Linked DNA regions of Homo sapiens: region 2 is linked to region 1. A link is an interaction called in ENCODE POLR2A ChIA-PET data of the cell type or tissue named here. Cell type or tissue: PC-9. All regions are shown on one strand. Links, peaks and the distances in the headings refer to the core of each region. The heading gives the core; the rest is flanking DNA.

The links. Peaks named below come from ENCODE experiments on the same cell type or tissue, not always from the same donor. Only the 100,000 strongest peaks of a DNase experiment are listed, where the experiment ranks them.
Region 2: POLR2A ChIA-PET joins it to region 1 with 9 read pairs; 7 of 35 experiments call an interaction of 5 or more read pairs at or near these places.

The regions. Positions count from the first base shown.
Region 1 is chr12:50,999,928-51,009,447 of GRCh38, forward strand. It overlaps SLC11A2 (solute carrier family 11 member 2), which reads right to left. Exons shown (of 16, transcript NM_000617.3): 3 at 8,549-8,697; 4 at 5,384-5,509; 5 at 4,861-4,980; 6 at 386-492. Among named protein-coding and RNA genes, the nearest start is that of SLC11A2, 22 kb to the right of the region's middle. In PC-9, for the core only: no CTCF peak of the experiment used is centred there; a DNase peak (open chromatin) is centred at 5,984; H3K27ac peaks cover 1,573 bases.
Region 2 is chr12:51,250,196-51,258,195 of GRCh38, forward strand. All of the region lies in intron 2 of SMAGP (small cell adhesion glycoprotein), which reads right to left. Among named protein-coding and RNA genes, the nearest start is that of DAZAP2, 15 kb to the left of the region's middle. In PC-9, for the core only: a CTCF peak has its summit at 2,475; no DNase peak of the experiment used is centred there.

The DNA.
Region 1 (9,520 bases), core at 1,521-9,520:
AACCTGGGAGGCGGAGGTTGCAGTGAGCCAAGATCATACCACTGCACTCCAGCCTGGGTGACGGAGAAAGACTCTGTCTCAAAAAAATAAATAAATAAAATAAAATAAAAAGATAGTATCTAGCGGGATAAAATGACATACAAATCAATAATTGCGATACAAAACGCCACACATTCTAATAAAGGTAAGCATAACCCACCATGGGAAACGGAAGATGTAGAGTCTACATCTACCAGGGGAGAAGAAATTGTTTCCAGAAAGGTTCCACAGAAGAAATAACAATTGAGTTGAGTCTTCAAAATTAAAAATGAATTGGGTTTTTGTTTTTATCTCTGCTTGGAAATCCAGCAAAACACTGATGACTTTCTAGAGGAAAACCCCTCACCTTCCTACAGACAGAAGATTGATAGCAATGGCTGAGCCAATGACTTCTTGCATGTCTGAGCCGATGATAGCCAACTCCACCATCAGCCACAGGATGACTCGTGGGACCTAAACATCAAACAGTAGAAAGACACGGTTCTGATTAATCATTTCTAAAAAATTCCTCCACAATTTGGAATTCACATTTTGGCACTAAACCATAAACAGTCCTTTATAAGCCTCCAGACTAGAGAAGAAATACCAGAACGTGCCTCCACTTGGCCGATCACTGCACTGTGGCTCTCACCTGGAGAAGGAAAAGTGTGCTACCACGTGGCAGAACCTGTGAACGAAGGTCAAGGCAGTAATTGATCTTACTTTTTTCTTTTTCCTTTCTACTTGAGAAGAATATAATTGCCATTTACTAACTTCCACTTAATTTCCTAAAAACAATCCTAAAAAGTTTAGAGGAGAATAAGGATGCTAATACGGTCCAAATATGGGTCAAGAAAGAATATTAAATGATTGCAGAAGAACATATCTATCCTGACCATAGCTGGGAAGACAAAACAAACATGAAAAGGTTGGGGTCAGGCTGGGCGCGGTGGCTCACACCTGTAATCCCAGCACTTTGGGAGGCTGAGGCAGGTGGATCACCTGAGGACAGGGTTCAAGATCAGCCTGGCCAACATGGCGAAACCCCGTCTCTACTAAAAATACAAAAATTAGCTGGGCATGGTGGCACATGCCTGTAATCCCAGCTACTCAGGGGGCTGAGGCAGGAGAATTGCTTGAACCCGGGAGGCGAAGGTTGCAGTGAGCTGAGATTGCGCCACTGCACTCCAGCCTGGACAACAAAGCGAGACTCCATCTCAAAAAAAAAAAAAAAAGGTTGGGGTGGACCAGGCACAGTGGCTCATTCCTGTAATCTCAGCACTTTGGGATGCCAACGTAGATCCCTTAAGCCCAGGAGTTTGAGACCAGCCTGGGCAACATGGCAAAACCCCATCTCTACAAAAAGTATAAAAATTGGGAGCAAAATGATAAGAACTTATGAACACACAGACAGAAACAACAGACACTGGGGTCTACTTGATGGGGGAGGGTGGAAGGAGAGAGAGAAGCAGAAAAGTTAACTATTGTGTATTGGGCTTAATATCGGGGTGATGTAATAATATGTACAACAAACCCCCATGACACGTGTTTATCTATGTAACAAACCTTCACATGTGACTGCTCTGCCTACGGAATAGCCTTTCTTTATTCCTTTACGTTCTTAATAAACTTGCTTTCACAAAAAAAAAAAAAAAAAGAAAGAAAGAAAGAAAAAACCTTCACATGTATCCATCTCCAAACCTAAAATAAAAATTATAGGAAAAAAAAAAAGTACAAAAGTATCCAGGCATGATGGCATACACCTGTAGTCCCAACTACTTGGGAGGCTGAGGCAGGAGGACAGCCTAAGCCCCAGTGGTCAAGGCTGCAGTGAGCTATGATCATGCCACTGCACTCCAGAGTGGGCAACAAACAAGAGCAAGACTGTCTCAACAAACCACCACCACAACAACAGAAAAGGTTGGAGTCACCTTTAATGTAATAATAATGCCCACGTATGCAAAAGGACTCAAGGGAAGATGGTTGGAACTGGGTGGCATATAACAAAGTCAGAAACTTATCTGGCCAAACAATACAGCTGAAAATCAGATTTAGTTATGCTGACTCACTGAAGCCAGAAAAAAACACCTCCAGATAGCTAGCATCCAAAAAATTTGTCAGGTCACCCATGGTAGTTCACACCTATAATCCCTGAACTTTGGGAGGCAGAGGTGGGAGGATTACTTGAGCCCAGGAGTTCAAGCCCAGCCTTGGCAACATGGCAAAACCCTGTCTCTACAAAAAATTTTAAAAATAGCTGGGTATCATGGTGCACACCTGTGGTCCCAACTATTCAAGAGACAGAGGTAGGAAGGCTGCTTGCGCCTGGGAGGTCAAGGGTATAGTGAGCCATGATTGTGCCACTGAACTCTAGTCTGGGTAATAGAGCAAGATCCTATCTCAAAAAAACAGGCCAGGCACAGTATCTCACATCTGTAATCCCAGCACTTTGAGAGGCTAAGGCAAGTGGATCACTTGAGGTCTGGAGTTTGAGATCAGCCTGGCCAACATGGTGAAACCCTGTCTCTACTAAAAATACAAAAATTAGCTGGGTGTGGTGGTGCGCACCTGTAATCCCAGCTACTCGGGAAGCTGAGACAGGAGAATCGCTTGAACCTGGGAGGTTGAGGTTATAGTAAGCCAAGATCACACCACTGTACCCGAGCCTGGGTGACAAAGCGAGACTTGGTCTCAAAAAAAAAAAAAAAGGGCAGAGCCAGGCGCAGTAGCTCACGCCTGTAATCCCAGCACTTTGGGAGGCCAAGGCGGGCAGATCACGAGGTCAGGAGTTTGAGACCAGTCTGGCCAACATAGTGAAACCTCATCTCTACTAAAAATACAAAAATTGGCCAGGCGTGGTGATGCACGCCTGTAGTCCCAGCTACTCAGGAGGCTGAGGCAGGAGAATAGCTTGAACCCAAGAGGCGGAGGTTGTGGTGAGCTGAGATCACGCCACTGTACTCCAGGCTGGGCAACAGAGTGAGACTCCATCTCAAAAATACCAAAACAAGGCCAGGCGCAGTGGCTCACGTCTGTAATCCCAGCACTTTGGAAGGCCGAGGTGGGCAGATCACAAGGTCAGGAGTTCGAGACCAGCCTGGCCAACATGGTGAAACCCCGTCTCTACTAAAAATACAAAAATTAGCCAGGCATGGTGGCAGGCACCTGTAATCCCAGCTACTCGGGAGGCTGAGGCAGGAGAATCACTTGAAACTGAAGGCGGAGGTTGCAGTGAGCTGAGATCACGCCACTGCACTCCAGCCTGGGTGAAAGAGTGAAACTCCGTCTCAAACAAACAAACAAAAAAGCAGGCTGGGCACGGTGGCTCATGCCTGTAATCCCAGCACTTTGGGAGGCGAAGGCTGGCAGATCACCTAAGGCCAGGAGTTCAAGACCAGCCTGACCAACATGGTAAAACCTCATCTCTACTAAAAATACAAAAATTAGCCAGATGGTGGCACGTGGCTGTAATCCAAGCTAGTCAGGAGGCTGAGGCAGGAGAATCCCTGGAATCGCCTCACTGCAAGAAGCAGAGGCTGTAGTGAGCTGAGATCACACCACTGAACTCTGAACTCCAGCCTGGGCAACAGAGTGAGATTCTGTCTCAAAAAAAAAAACAAAACAAACAAACAAACAAATATATATATATATAATTATTATTACAAAATAACTATTAACGTGTATGAAGAAAGAGAAGCTAGGCTTGGTGCAGTGGCTCATGCCTGTCGTCCCAGCACTTTGAGAAGCTGTGGTGGGAGGACTGCCTGAGCCCAGGAGTTTGAGACCAGCCTAGACAACATAGCAATACCTCATCTCCACAAAAAAAAAAAAAAAAAAAATTTTAATTAGCTGGGTGTGGTCGTGCTCGCCTGTGGTCCCAGCTACTTGGGAGGCTGAGATGGGAGAATCGCTTGAGCCTGGGAGGTCAAGGCTGCAGTGAGCCATGATCACATCACTGCACTCCACCATGGGTGACAGAGTGAGACTCCGTCTCAAAAAATAAGAAGAAAGAAAGAAAAAGAAGCTAGAAGGATTATAAATTACCAAGGTTTTGTTTGTTTTTTAAAAATTTTATGGGTACATAGTAGGTGTATATATTATGGGGCATATGGGATATTTTGATATAGGCATAAAATGTGTAATAATCACATCAGAGTAAATGGGGATATTATCAAGATTTTTTTATTTTTTTGAAAAGCAGATAAGGATACTTTTTGCTCACACCCAGGAAAAGAAACAAAACAAGAGACAAAACTAAGTTAAAAATATCTTCCAGACATAGTGTTCATTCTTGCCTTAGGCAACGGTAAGAAAGGCCCAAAATGTCCAGAAGAAGCTGCAGAGGACAGTGTAGCCCCCGGTGGGAGGGGAAACTGAAAAATAATTATTAGCAAATCCAAAGATCTTGCCACATATAGTTTGTACTAAAAAGAAAAAAAATTACTTTTTCAAAGTGATGGCAAAGTCAAACAAAAAAAGAACATATATAAAATGCAAACTGATGGAGTAACATGGAGGTATGAATAAAAGTGCTTAGAGAGAGCATCCTCCTCCCCTTGGGCTGGGCATTGCTAGATACTGGAAGCCAGAGTGAATGGTAACACAGTTTTTCTAAGAAAACCTTCTAGGAAATGCGAGTCTCAAGTTAGATTTTGAAAGAGGGGGAAAACATGGCCTGGCAGCAGGAGGAGCTACAGTATTTCCGTTGGTACCGTCTGTCTTCAGGGCCACTGACCCCCAAGTCCTTGACTGTCTCACTATAGAATGAGGCCAGCACATACCGCCAGACACACAGATTCCTATGGCATGGGTGAGAGACAAACAGGACAATACATTGCTCACCTTGGGATACTGACGGTGACATACTTCAGCAAGATGCAGCCCAGTAACCACTCCCAGTCTAGCTGCAAGCCGCTGGAGCAGCAGCCCCACAAGGGTGGCCAACAGAAGGATCCAGAGCAACTAAGAAGAACAAAATCTCCTGTAACACTCATTGAACAACTGAGTTTTTGTCTGTTTGTTTGTTTAGTTGTTTGGCAACATGAGTGGTAAATACTGCATTCAGAAAAGAGCCCAGGTCAAGAATCAAATGACTTGAGTTCTATAACAGATTTTGCACATGACCTGCTAAGTCACCTTGTACCTTTCTGAGCCTCAGTTTCTCCTATATGTAGTTTCTCCTTTGTTCAAGGAAACTATGTGGATAAAAATAAGACCAAATGGAAAGTACTTTACACATAAGAGCCACTGCCAATGAAGTATCTGCATGTAGCCCCTGAGGCTACTATCCAACATGCAGGGTGGAGAAAAGGATGTGAGAGTGTATTATGTGCTTAAAAGGACAGGGGTAGGACTAGATGTTCACCTTAAATCCAGCCACTGCTCCAGACTGCAAATCGGATTCAATATTTCCTGGATCCAGGTAGGCAATGCTCATAAGAAAACCTGGTCCGGTGAAAGCCCAGAGTTTACGAAAGCTAAAACAAGAGTACTGTACAAGAGAGGAAAAGAGATTAAACTGAACATCACCATTGAACTACTGATATAATTGGTCTGTTATCACATATGAAGCAACAAAATCCAGCCTCACAAGAAAAAAGGATTTACAATGTCAGATATTGCATGTGTCCAAGTTTCACCTCCATCTTACCCACTTTTTATTAAGAAGCTGGCCACTTCTCTGTCCAAGTCAAAGCTCTTCCCTTACCTGCAGGTTCCATCAGCCTCTTATTCTAAAACCAGAATAACAGTATCAGTACCTCTGTGCCCAAACACTTCCCAAAAAGGACAAGAGCCACCATTTTAAAAAGGAAACAAGCCAGGTGTGGTGCTGTGTGGTGTGTGCCTATAGTCCAACTACTTGGGACACTGAGGAGAGCAAACAAAAATAAAATTCTAAGCTCCCCCAACCAACTGAACGGATCCTCTTCTTGACCAAGGGCATTCCAAAGAAAACCTGAAAAACTAGTTCAGGCCATGATGGGAGGGAGGGGTCAGACAAACCTCATTATACTCCCGTCCCTTTGGAATTCAGACACAAATGACCAGCATTAAAACAGAGATCTTGGCCAGGCACAGTGGTTCCTGCATGTAATCCCAGCACTTTGGGAGGCCAAGGCGGGCAGATCACCTGAGGTTGGGAGTTCGAGACCAGTCTGACCAACACTTTAGTAGAGAAACCCTGTCTCTACTAAAAATACAAAAACAGGTGGGCGTAACGGCACATGCCTGTAATCCCAGCTACTCGGGAGGCTGAGGCAGGAGAATCACTTGAATGCGGGAGGAGGAGGTTGCGGTGAGCCAGGATTGCACCATTGCACTCTAGCCTGGGCGACAAGAGTGAAACTCCGTCTCAAAAACAAACAAACAAACAAACAAACAAAAACCAGAGATCTTAAAACTGACAAAACAGATTCCTTGTAGCAATAACATGCTAAATTCCAACCTGACTCTAGCATAGCATCACATGACAGATAACAGGCCCTGAAAGAAATCAAAGTATTTTACTCCAAGATATATTTCTTTGTATATTTTGAAATGACCCTGCAAAGCTGTCTCTTATGAGCAAAACCTAGAATATATAGAATCTCCTTCCCTTTTCAGGTCTTTTCCTGATCCCGGAGAGAATTAACTAGGAGTCCGGTACCTTTTTAAGTCTGATAAAAGACATTTACATCTATTTTCTCTGAAGCTTGTTACCTAGAGGCTTCACCTACATAATAAAAACCTTGGTCTTCACAACCCCTCATTTTAGACACTCCACAGCCCCTCATTTTAGACCAGGTCTTTAGAAAATAACTCTTTCAACCAATTTCTTTTTTTATTTATTTTTATTTTTGTAGAGACAGGGTTTTGCCATGTTGCCCAGGCTGGTCTTGAACTCCTGGGCTTAAGCAATCCTCCCACTTCAGCCTCCAAAGTAGCTGGGACCACAGGTGTGCACCACCACACCCAACTAATTTTATTTTATTTTTTTTACTTGGAGACAAGGTCTTGTCACATTGCCCAAGCTGGTTGGTCTCGAACTCCTGGGCTCAAGCGATCCACCCGCCTCAGCCTCCCAAAGTGCTGGGATTACATGCATGAGCCACTGCACCCAGTGTCAATCAATTTCCAATCAGAAAATCTTTAAATCCACCTTTGACCTGAAAGGTGCCCCCTCCCCACTTCAAGTTGTCCCACCTTTCCTGATGGAACCAATGTACATCTTAAATATATTGGCTGATGTCTGCCTGTAACTTCTGACCCCTAAAACGTATAAAATCAAGCTGTAACCCAACCACCTTGGGCACATGTTCTCGGGACTTCCTGGGGCTGTGTCACGGGCCTTGGTCACTCATATTTGGCTCAGAATAAACCTCTTTAAACATTTTACAGAGTTTGACTCTTGTTTGTTTGTTTGGTTTTGAGACAGAGTCTCACTCTGTCACTCAGGCCGGAGTGCAGTGGCGCGATCTTGGCTCACTGCAGCCTCTGCCTCCTAGGTTCAAGTGATTCTCCTGCCTCAGTCTCCCGAGTAGCTGGGATTACAGGCACCCACCACTACGCCCAGCTAACTTTTGTATCTTTAGTAAAGACAGGGTTTCACCATGTTAACCAAGCTGGTCTTGAACTCCTAACCTCAGGTGATCTGCCCATCTCGGCCTCCCAAAGTGCTGGGATTACAGGTGTGAGCCACCGCGCCTGGCCTGTTTTGTTTTGGTTTTCGTTTTTGAGAGGAGGTCTCATTCTGTTACCCAGAGTGGAGTACCATAGCATGATCTTGGCTCACTGCAACTTCTGCCTCCTAGGCTCAAGTGATCCTTCCACCTCAGCCTCCCGAGTAGCTGGGACTACAGGTGCATACCACCATGCCCAGCTAATTTTTGTATTTTTTGTAGAGACAGGGTTTCGCCATATTGGCCAGGCGGGTCTTAAACTCCTGGGCTCAAGTGATCCTCCTGCCTTAGCCTCCCAAAGTGCTGGGATTACAGGTGTGAGCCTGGGCTCAGCCAGAGTTTGACTCTTTTTCATCAACAAACAAGAGGAAGGATAGCTTGAGGCCAGGAGTTCAAGACCAGCCTGGGCAACATAGTGAGACCCTGTCTCTAAAAATAAAAATAAAAATAATGAGCCTGGCATGGTGGCATGCCATCTATAGTCCCAGCTACTGGGGAGGCTGAAGTGGGAGAATCACTTGACCCCAGGAATTCAAGGCTACAGTGGGCTATGGTTGTGCCACTGCACTGGAGCCTAGATGACAGAGCAAGACCCTGTCTGTAAAAAAGATTAGATAGACAGATAGATAGATAGATAGATAGATAGATAGATAGATAGACGGACAGACAGACAGACAGAGATAGATAGATATAGATGGGGTGTGTGTGTGTGTGTGTGTGTGTATATATATATATAGATATATAGATATAGTCTTCAGAGATTGCCAGCCAAAATTAAACCTGAGGCTGCTGAACTTGAGCCATCCAGCAGATCTTTCACTCACAGGTTTTCCCCAGACAATAGTGTTCTCCTCCAAGGACCTGATACTAACCTCCTCCTCAGGAATGGAGATCTTCTCATTAAAGTAAGTGGCGAAGTACTCCTCTGAGTCCCCAGGGGACTGTGAAAGAGAGGGATTACTATAGGCAGGGTTGATGTTACCAAGACTGGCAGACTCCCCATGATCTCCAGAAACACTGTCTGAATTAACAGATTTGAAAATAAATTAGTAAAAAATGAACAAAATACACTAACAATTCATCCTTAGTATACTGAAATTAAATAGTTTAATATCTAAATGCACAAGAGACCAACCTGACTCTAGCTCAATTTATTTTGAATAGTTTATTTTTAATGTACATTTTAGAATAAGTAATACATTCACATGGTTAAAAATTCAGGAAGTAAAAAATTTAGCCTACACTAAAAAAGTTATCTCCCTCCCCCTCCCCCAGTCACTCAATTCTCTAGATCAGTTTTAACTCACAATGGTTTTCCTACTTCCACACTTCTACTCCTACTTGGGAATTTTTAGAGCCATTTCATTTTCCTCTAAAAACACTGACATATGGGCTCAAAATATCATATTCCCAGACCAGCTCCTGGTAACCTAAAATCCTAGCTTTTAAAAGAAAAGAACTAGGCCTGTCTAGCGAAATGTCCTCCCCACCTCCTATATTTGGTAGGACTTACTCAAATAATCGACCGTGGACATTATACCTCCATCAGACTTCTCAAAAAATGTGCAAGTTACAAAATCCTGCCACAGTTCAGGCTAAACTCTGAAGCTGCAGCAAAACCACCAAGCAGGAACCCTTTGTACTCTGACTAAGGCTTGCAGTAAAGTGCCGCCGGTCACGGGGTACTGGCACCCTCGTGATGGCAGGGCTCATCTCAGACTGATATCAGCGTTTCCCTGAGTTCTGCATTTTGCAGTCAATCTTAAATATTGGGAAGCAGAAGGTCTGGGAGAAAAGGGATACCCTGCCAGAAATACACAGAGCCTAGTTTGCTTCAGCCATCA
Region 2 (8,000 bases), core at 1-8,000, 250 kb after region 1:
TCTGTCTACAAAAAAAAAAAAAAAAAAAATGTAAAAATTAGCCAGGTGTGGTAATATGCGCCTGTAGTCCCAGATACTCATGAGGCTGAAGTGGGAAGATTGCTTGAGCCCAGGGGGTTAAGCCTGCAATGAGCCAGCACTGCATTACTGAATTGTTGGGCAACAGAGTAATGAGACCCTGTCTCAAAAAAATAAATTAATTAAAGGGAGAGTTGCTCTGGGTTTGAATCCTGCCTAAGCATATTACTAGGTGACCTTGAGGAAGTTACTAAACCTCTCTGAACCTGGTTGTTGTTGTTGTTGTGTTTTTTTTTTGTTTTTTTTTTGTTGTTGTTGTTGAGACAAGGATCTCACTATGTTGCTCAGGCTGGAGTGCAATGGTGCAATCTTGGCTCACTGCGGCCTCAACCTCCTGACCTCAAGCAATCTTCCTGCCTTGGCCTCCCAAAATGCTGGGATTATAAGCGTGTGCCACCACACCTGGCAGTACCTCAGTTTCTTGATTTGTGAAATGGGAGTGTGGTGTACAGCTTCTAAGATGGCTCACAATGATTTCTGCCTCCTGGTATTGACATCTTTGAGCATGCCTCTCCTCTGGTATATGGGTTGAACCTGGTGACTTGCTTTTAACAGATGATGGCAAAAATGATGGCATGTAACTTCTGAGATTAGGTTATACAACACTGTGACTCCCATCAAAGGGAAGCCCTGAAGTTTATCTACCTGGTCATGACTTCACACATTTCACCATGCACTTTCCTCCCCAAATCGCCCAGGGCTGCAATCCATCTTCCTACCATGGATCTAGAGTTCTATACAGTTGTTCCTAGTTTTGCTTTCTTTAAACATTTTGAGAATTTAGGATGTACAAAGCATTGAGAAGATTAATGTATATCAGAAGCTTGAAGATGAGTAATTTGTGTTCAATCATCAACAGTAACTTACTTTGTACATTAGGTTTAGTGTGGTAGCTCACGCCTGTAATCCCAACACTTTGGGAGGCGGAGGCAGGAGGATTGCTTGAGGCCAGGAGTTTGAGACTAATCTGGACAATATAGCAAGACACCATCTCTATTTGTTTTTTAAAAATAATATATGGAGGAGGCTGGGTGCAGTGGCTCACGCCTGTAATTCCAGCACCTTGGGAGGCCAAGGCAGGTGGATCGCTTGAGCCCAGGAGTTGGAGACCAGCCTGGGCAACATAGCCAGACTCCCATCTCTACAAAAAAAAAAAAAAAAAAAAAGTTAGCCAGACATGGTGGCACACACCTGTAGTCCCAGCTACTCGGTAAACTTGAGGTGAGAGGATCACTGGAGCCCAGGAGGTCCAGGCTGCAGTGAGCTGTGATTGTGCCACTGTACTCTAGTCTGGGTGACAGAGTGAGACCCTGTTTCAGAAAAAAAAAAAAAAAGAATAAAGGTGGGAGGAAACCAGATGATCACAATTAAATACAGACAGTTGTGCTACAAAGTGCTTCTTTAACATGAACTGGCTCACTGGTGATAGGTAACTTAAGGGAACGATGTCAGTGTAATGCAGAAGTCATGTTGGTTTATATGTGACTTCTTTATTTTTAGTTTATTTTCAGTTATCTATTCTTTAATTTTTTTAAATTGAGCAGCCCCTAGAACCAAAAGAGGTTCAGAGGACTCCCCACCCTCTTTAGCTTTAATGTTTAACATGATCAGAAGCAAGCTTTCTCACAACTAGAGAATATTTTAGCCATACAGGAAGACCTTAAGAAAAAAATTCTACAGAATGCCTTGCTGCGATGCAGCTATTGGTCAGTTTCCACTTATATGAAGCCATCTGGTGAAGCAGAAAGTGCAGATGAAGAAAGGTGCAAAGAAATTTACCTCAATATTTAAACGATGACAAGAAGGCAGACTCTACATCAGATTTTTTTTTTTTTTTCCAGACAGAGTCTCGCTCTGTCACCCAGGCTGGAGTGCAGTGGCGCGATGTTGGCTCACTGCAACCTCTGTCTCCCAGGTTCTAGCGATTCTCCTGCCTCAGCCTCCCGAGTAGCTGGGACTACAGGCGCATGTCACCACGCCCGGCTAATTTTTTGTATTTTTTAGTAGAGACGGGGTTTCACCATATTAGCCAGGATGGTCTTGATCTCCTGACCTCGTGATCTGCCCGCCTCGGCCTCCCAAAGTGCTGGGATTACAGGTATGAGCCACTGTGCCCGGCCTATTATTATTATTTTTGAGGCCAAGTCTCACTGTGTCACCCAGGCTGGAGTGCAGTGGCTTCATCTCGGCTCACTGCAACCTCCGCCCCCTGGGTTCAAGCAATTCTCCTGCCTCAGCCTCCCAAGTAGCTGGAATTACAGGCATGTGCCACCACACCCGGCTAATTTTTGTATTTTTTAGTAGAGACAGTTTTGCCATGTTGGCCAGGCTGGTCTCAGACTCCTGACCTCAGGTGATCCGCCCTCCTCAGCCTCCCAAAGTGTTGGGATTACAGGCGTGAGCCACATCGCCCCCCGAAGGACAATTTAAAAAGCATTATATTTGCAACAAGAACAAAGAAAAAGCTAGGCTTCTTTGGGCCTGAGGGGTCAGGTTGGAGGTAACAGAGAAAGCAGAATTCCCTCAGGCCTTTTCACCTCTGTTTCCTATCAAAGAGAATCATTTTTTTGCACTAAGGAGCAGTGGAGCCTTTGGGGACATGGGGGAAGTGAGCTCAAGAGAAGCAAAGAAACCCAGCAAGCACCAGACTAATCTAAAAGGGACCAGATATGACAGCCAAAGGCACTGCAAGAACTTGTAAATGGGATTTCTGTTGGTGACATAGGAGCTTCTGAGAAAGAGAAAGGGGTCGGGAACCTGAAGGGGCCATGGAAGGAAGGTGGAGTCCATAAAGCAATGGTGAGCTTGATGTGACTCCCCAGCAAAGTTCTAGAACACACTATTACGGCCTGTTTGGGGGGCTTTGAACTCGAAACAGCAAGCATTAGAAGTCAGAATGGGACTACTGAGAGCAAGCTGGGTCAGATAAGCTGCACAGCCTTCTTAGACTGAGATTCCAGGTTCCTAGACAGGGAAATTAAACAGTTAGTTCAACAAGAATTTACTGAGTGTGTACTCTGTGCCAGGCTCTGGGCTTCTATCAGTGAACAACACAGGCAAAAACCCTTACCTTTAAAGTTCCTGCCAGGATTAAACAGAATTACCCAGCAATCTCATTGCTGGGTGGGTATGATCCCGCAATCCCACTTCTAGGTATATACCCAAAAGAAATGAATGGACTTCAACTGATACTTGTATATCATGTTCATAGGAGCATTATGCAATAGCTAAATAAAAGGTGAAATAACCCAAATGTCCAACAGTAGATAAATGGATAAACAAAATGTGGTATATACATACCCTTAAAGAGGAAGGAAATTCTAAAAAAAAACAAAAAACAAAAAAGGAAGGAATTCAGACATATACTACAACATGGATGAACCTTGAGGACATGACACTAAGTGAAATAAGCCAGGCACAAAAGGACAAACATTCCAGCCTGGCCAACGTGGTAAAACCCCGTCTCTACTAAAAATACAAAAATTAGCCGGACGTGGTGGCAGGTGCCTGTAATCCCAGCTACTTGGGAGGCCAAGGCAGGAGAATCACTTGAACCCGGGAGGTAGAGGTTGCAGTGAGCCAAGATCATGCCACTGCACTCCAGCCCAGGCGAAAGAGCGAGACTCTGTCTCAAACAAAAAAAAAGAGGACAAACATTGTATGATTCCACTTATATGATGTGCTTAGAGCAATCAAATTCATAAGACAGAAAGTACTACAGGAGATTGTAAGGGGCTGGAGAAGGGGAAAATGGGGAGTTAATGTTTAATGAGTATAGAGTTTTAGTTTGGGAGGATGAAAAAGTTCTGGAGATGCATAGTGGTGTTGGTGAAGGTATAACAACATGAATGTACTTAATACTGCTGGACTGTACACTTGAAAATGGTTAAAATGGTCAATTTTATGTTATGTATAATTTTACCACAATTAAAAAACCCTCTGTTTATATAATTTACATTTTTAGAGGGGGAAGACAGACAATAAATAAAATAAGGCCGGGCGCGGTGGCTCATGCCTGTAATCCCAGCACTTTGGGAGGCCGAGGCGGGTGGATCATGAGGTCAGGAGTTTGGCACCAGCCTGACCAACATGGCAAAACCCCGTCTCTACTAAAAATACAAAAATTAGCTGGGTGTGGTGGCGTATGCCTGTAGTCCCAGCTACTCAGGAGGCTGAGGCAGGAGAATCACTTGAACCCAGGAGGCGGAGGCTGCAGTGAGCCGAGATTGCACCACTGCACTCCAACCTGGGTGACAGAGAGAGACTCCATCTAAAAAAAAAAGTAAAAATAAATAATTAAATAAGTAAAAGATATGCTATATTAGACGTTAATTAGCGCTATGTAGAAAAATAAGCAGAAAAGAGGATGGAAAGCTGGGATGTGGTTGGAGTTGTGGTTTTAGAGAAGGTTGTCAGGGGAAGCTTTACTGATGAGGTGACTTGAGTGAAGACCTAAAGAAGGTAAGGGAGGCAGTCATGCAAAGAGCTGATTGAGGAACATTCCAGGCAGAGGGGACAGCAAGTTCATGGGAGGGCTGTCCACAGCACTGAAAAACACCCCGGGGCCAGGCATGCTTGGCCTGTTAAATGCACAGTATGGAGGCCCCTGAGTGGGAGTAACGGGGAGAGGAGGAGCAGAGAAAGTCAAGGAGGCCTGTACAACACAGGCCTTGTAGGCCAAGGTAAGGGCTTTTTCAGGGAGTGAGGTGGGAAGCTTTTACAGGTTTTTGGGCAGAGACTGATCAGATTTTTTTTATTATTTATTCACTTACTTATTTTTGAGACAGGGCCTCAGTCTGTCCTCCAGGCTGGAGTGCCATGGTATGATCATGGCTCACTGCAGCCTCCACCTCCCAGGCTCAAGCGATCCTCCTGCCTCAGCCTCTGGAGTAGCTGGGAATACAAGCGTGCACCAACACGCCTGGCTAATTTTGTTATTTTTTGGAGAGACGGGGTCTTGCTATGTTGCCCAGGCTCGTCTCAAAACTCCTGGGCTCAAATGGTTCTCCCTCCTTGGCCTCCCAAAGTGTTGGGATTACAGGCATGTGCCACTGTGCCTGGCCTAGGTTTGTGTTTTAAAGCAATGCTTCTCAAACTTTCTTGTGCATAACAATCTCCTACAGATCTCGTTAAAATGCAGATTCTGATTCAGGAGATCTGAGGTGGGGCCTGATTTCCAAAGACCACACTTGTGAAACCCTGAGACCACCATGTTGAGAGGAACCCCAATCCTGCCTGCTAGAGGATGAGAGGCCATATGGAGGAAAACCAAGCACCCCAGGCTCAGCTGACTGCCAGACATGTGAGGGAGACCATTTTGGCCCTTCTAGTCTAGCAGACCTTCCAGCAGCAATACATGATTGAAACAGGGATTGATTTGAAAGGATCCCTCTGACTACAGTGTGGACAATAGGCTGTGGGAAGGTGGCACACGTGCAGAAGCAGGGTGTACCCTGCACAAGTGCACAGTTGCATCTGCCAAAAGGTGTGCCTTTTTCTTTTTCTTTCTTTTTTTTGAGACAGGGTCTTGCTCTGTTGTCCAGGCTGGAATACAGTGGTGTGATCTCAGCTTATTGCAGCCTCCGCCTCCCGGGTTCACGCAATTTTCCTGCCTCAGACTCCCAAGTAGCTGGGATTACAGGCATGCACCACCATGCCTGGCTAATTTTGTATTTTTAGTAGAGACGGGGTTTCACCATGTTGGCCAGGCTGGTCTTGAACTCCTAACCTCAAGTGATCTGCCCACCTTGGCCTCCCAAAGTGCTGGCATTACAGGTGTGAGCTACCGTGCCCAACCCCTTTTTCTAATTTCCACGACAGCATTGATTGCTTTTGCAGCAGCTCAGTGAGAAAGTGGTGAGATTCTGAATATAATCTGAAGCAAAGACGGACAGGATTGGATGTGGGGTGGAGTCAAGGGTGAAGGCATGGAGTTATGTGAGAGGGGTAAGCCTGCAGGGGGAACAAATTTGGAAGAAACATGATTGCTTACTAGATATCAAAGTTCAGATATGAAGATTAGAATTTGGAGGCCAGGTGCGGTGGCTCACGCCTGTAATCTTAGCACTTTGGGAGGCTGAGGCCAGAGGATCACTTGACCTCAGGAGTTCAAGAGCAGCCTGGGCAACATAGTGGGACCTCAGCTCTATTTAAAAAAACACAAACAAGCCGGGCGCGGTGGCTCACGCCAGTAATCCCAGCAATTTGGGAGGCAGAGGCAGGCGGATCACCTGAGGTCAGCAGTTCAAGACCAGCCTGACCAACATGGAGAAACCCCATCTCTACTAAAAATACAAAATTAGCCGGGGTGGTGGCGCATGCCTGTAATCCCAGCTACTCGGGAGGCTGAGGCAGGAGAATCGCTTGAACCCAGGAGGCGGAGGTTGCGGCGAGCTGAGATCGTGCCATTGCACTCCAGCCTGGGCAATGAGAGCGAAACTCCGTCTCAAAACAAACAAACAAACAAACAAAAAAAACACAAACAAACAAAACCTCCCCCCCACCCAAAAAAAGATATATATATATATTCTTATATATGGTACTAGAGGTTGAAAAGTCATTAGATATTTAAGACCATAGACTGGGTGAGATCACCCAGGAGTAAGTGCAGATAAAGAGAACCCAAGACTGAGCCCAAGGAGACTGGGGAGTAGCAGCCAAACAGCTTTTGCCATGCAGAGATCATAAACGACCTTTACAAGAGAAGTTTTGGTGAAGTGCTGGATACAAACCCGTAATTTAGGGTGGGTTCAAGGAAGAAATGGAAGGAGAGGAACTGAAGGCAGAATATAAATAAATGCTTACACAAAATTTCTCTGTAAAGGTGAGTAGAGAAAGGCTGTGACTGGAGGGGAAAGGGAGTTCAAATTTGTTTGTTTTTCTGATGGGAGAAATGCCAGCATGTTTGCATACAGATGAGAATGACCCAGATGAGAGGCACAATTGATGATGCACAAGAGTCCTTGAAGGGATGAGATCTAGAGCACAGAGGGGCTGGGGGGCTGGCTGCAGACAGCAGCAGAGACAGTGCCATTGGAATAGGAGGAAAAGCAGAGTATATGGGCACAAATGCAGGTGGCAGGTTGATGGTGAGGGTGCGAGCCTTTGGCAGTTCTCTTCTGATAACTTTAATTTGCTCAAGAAAATAGGATCTTAACTGGGCCCAGTGGCTTGTGCCTATAATCCCAGCACTTTGAGAGGCCGAGTGGGGAGAATTGTTTGGGGCCAGGGCCAGGAGTTCAAGACAAGCCTGGGCAACATAGTGAGACCTTTGTATACATTTTTTTTTTTTGAGACAGTCTTGCTCTGTCACCCAGGCTGGAGTGCAGTGGTGCCACCTTGGGTCACTGTAACCTCCTCCTCCCAGGTTATAATGATTCTCTTGCCTTAGTCTCCCGAGTACCTGGGATTACAGGTACCCACCACTACACTTGGCTAATTTTTGCATTTTTAGTAGAGATGGGGTTTCACCCTGTTGGCCAGGCTGGTCTCGAACTCCTGACCTCAGGTGATCTGCCTGTCTTGGCCTCTCAAAGTGCTGGGATTACAGGTGTGAGCCACTGTGCCCAGCCTACCCATTCTAAAGTAAGATCTTAACTGGGCCCAGTGGTTTGCACCTATAATCCCAGCACTTTGAGAGTCCAATGTGGGAGGATCGCTTGAGGTCAGGAGTTTGAGATCAGGCTGAGAGCAACATAGTGAGACCTCCATCTCTACAAAAAAAATAAAAATAAAAATAAAAGCAATAGCCAGGCATGGTGGCACACACCTGTAAGTCCAGCAATTTGGAAGGCTGAGGTGGGAGGATTCCTTGAGCCCAGGAGTTCAAGGCTGCAGTGAGCTATGATTGTGCCATAGCACTCCAGCCTAGGTAACAGACCCTGTCTCTCAAAAAATAAATTAATTAATAATTACAAAATAGG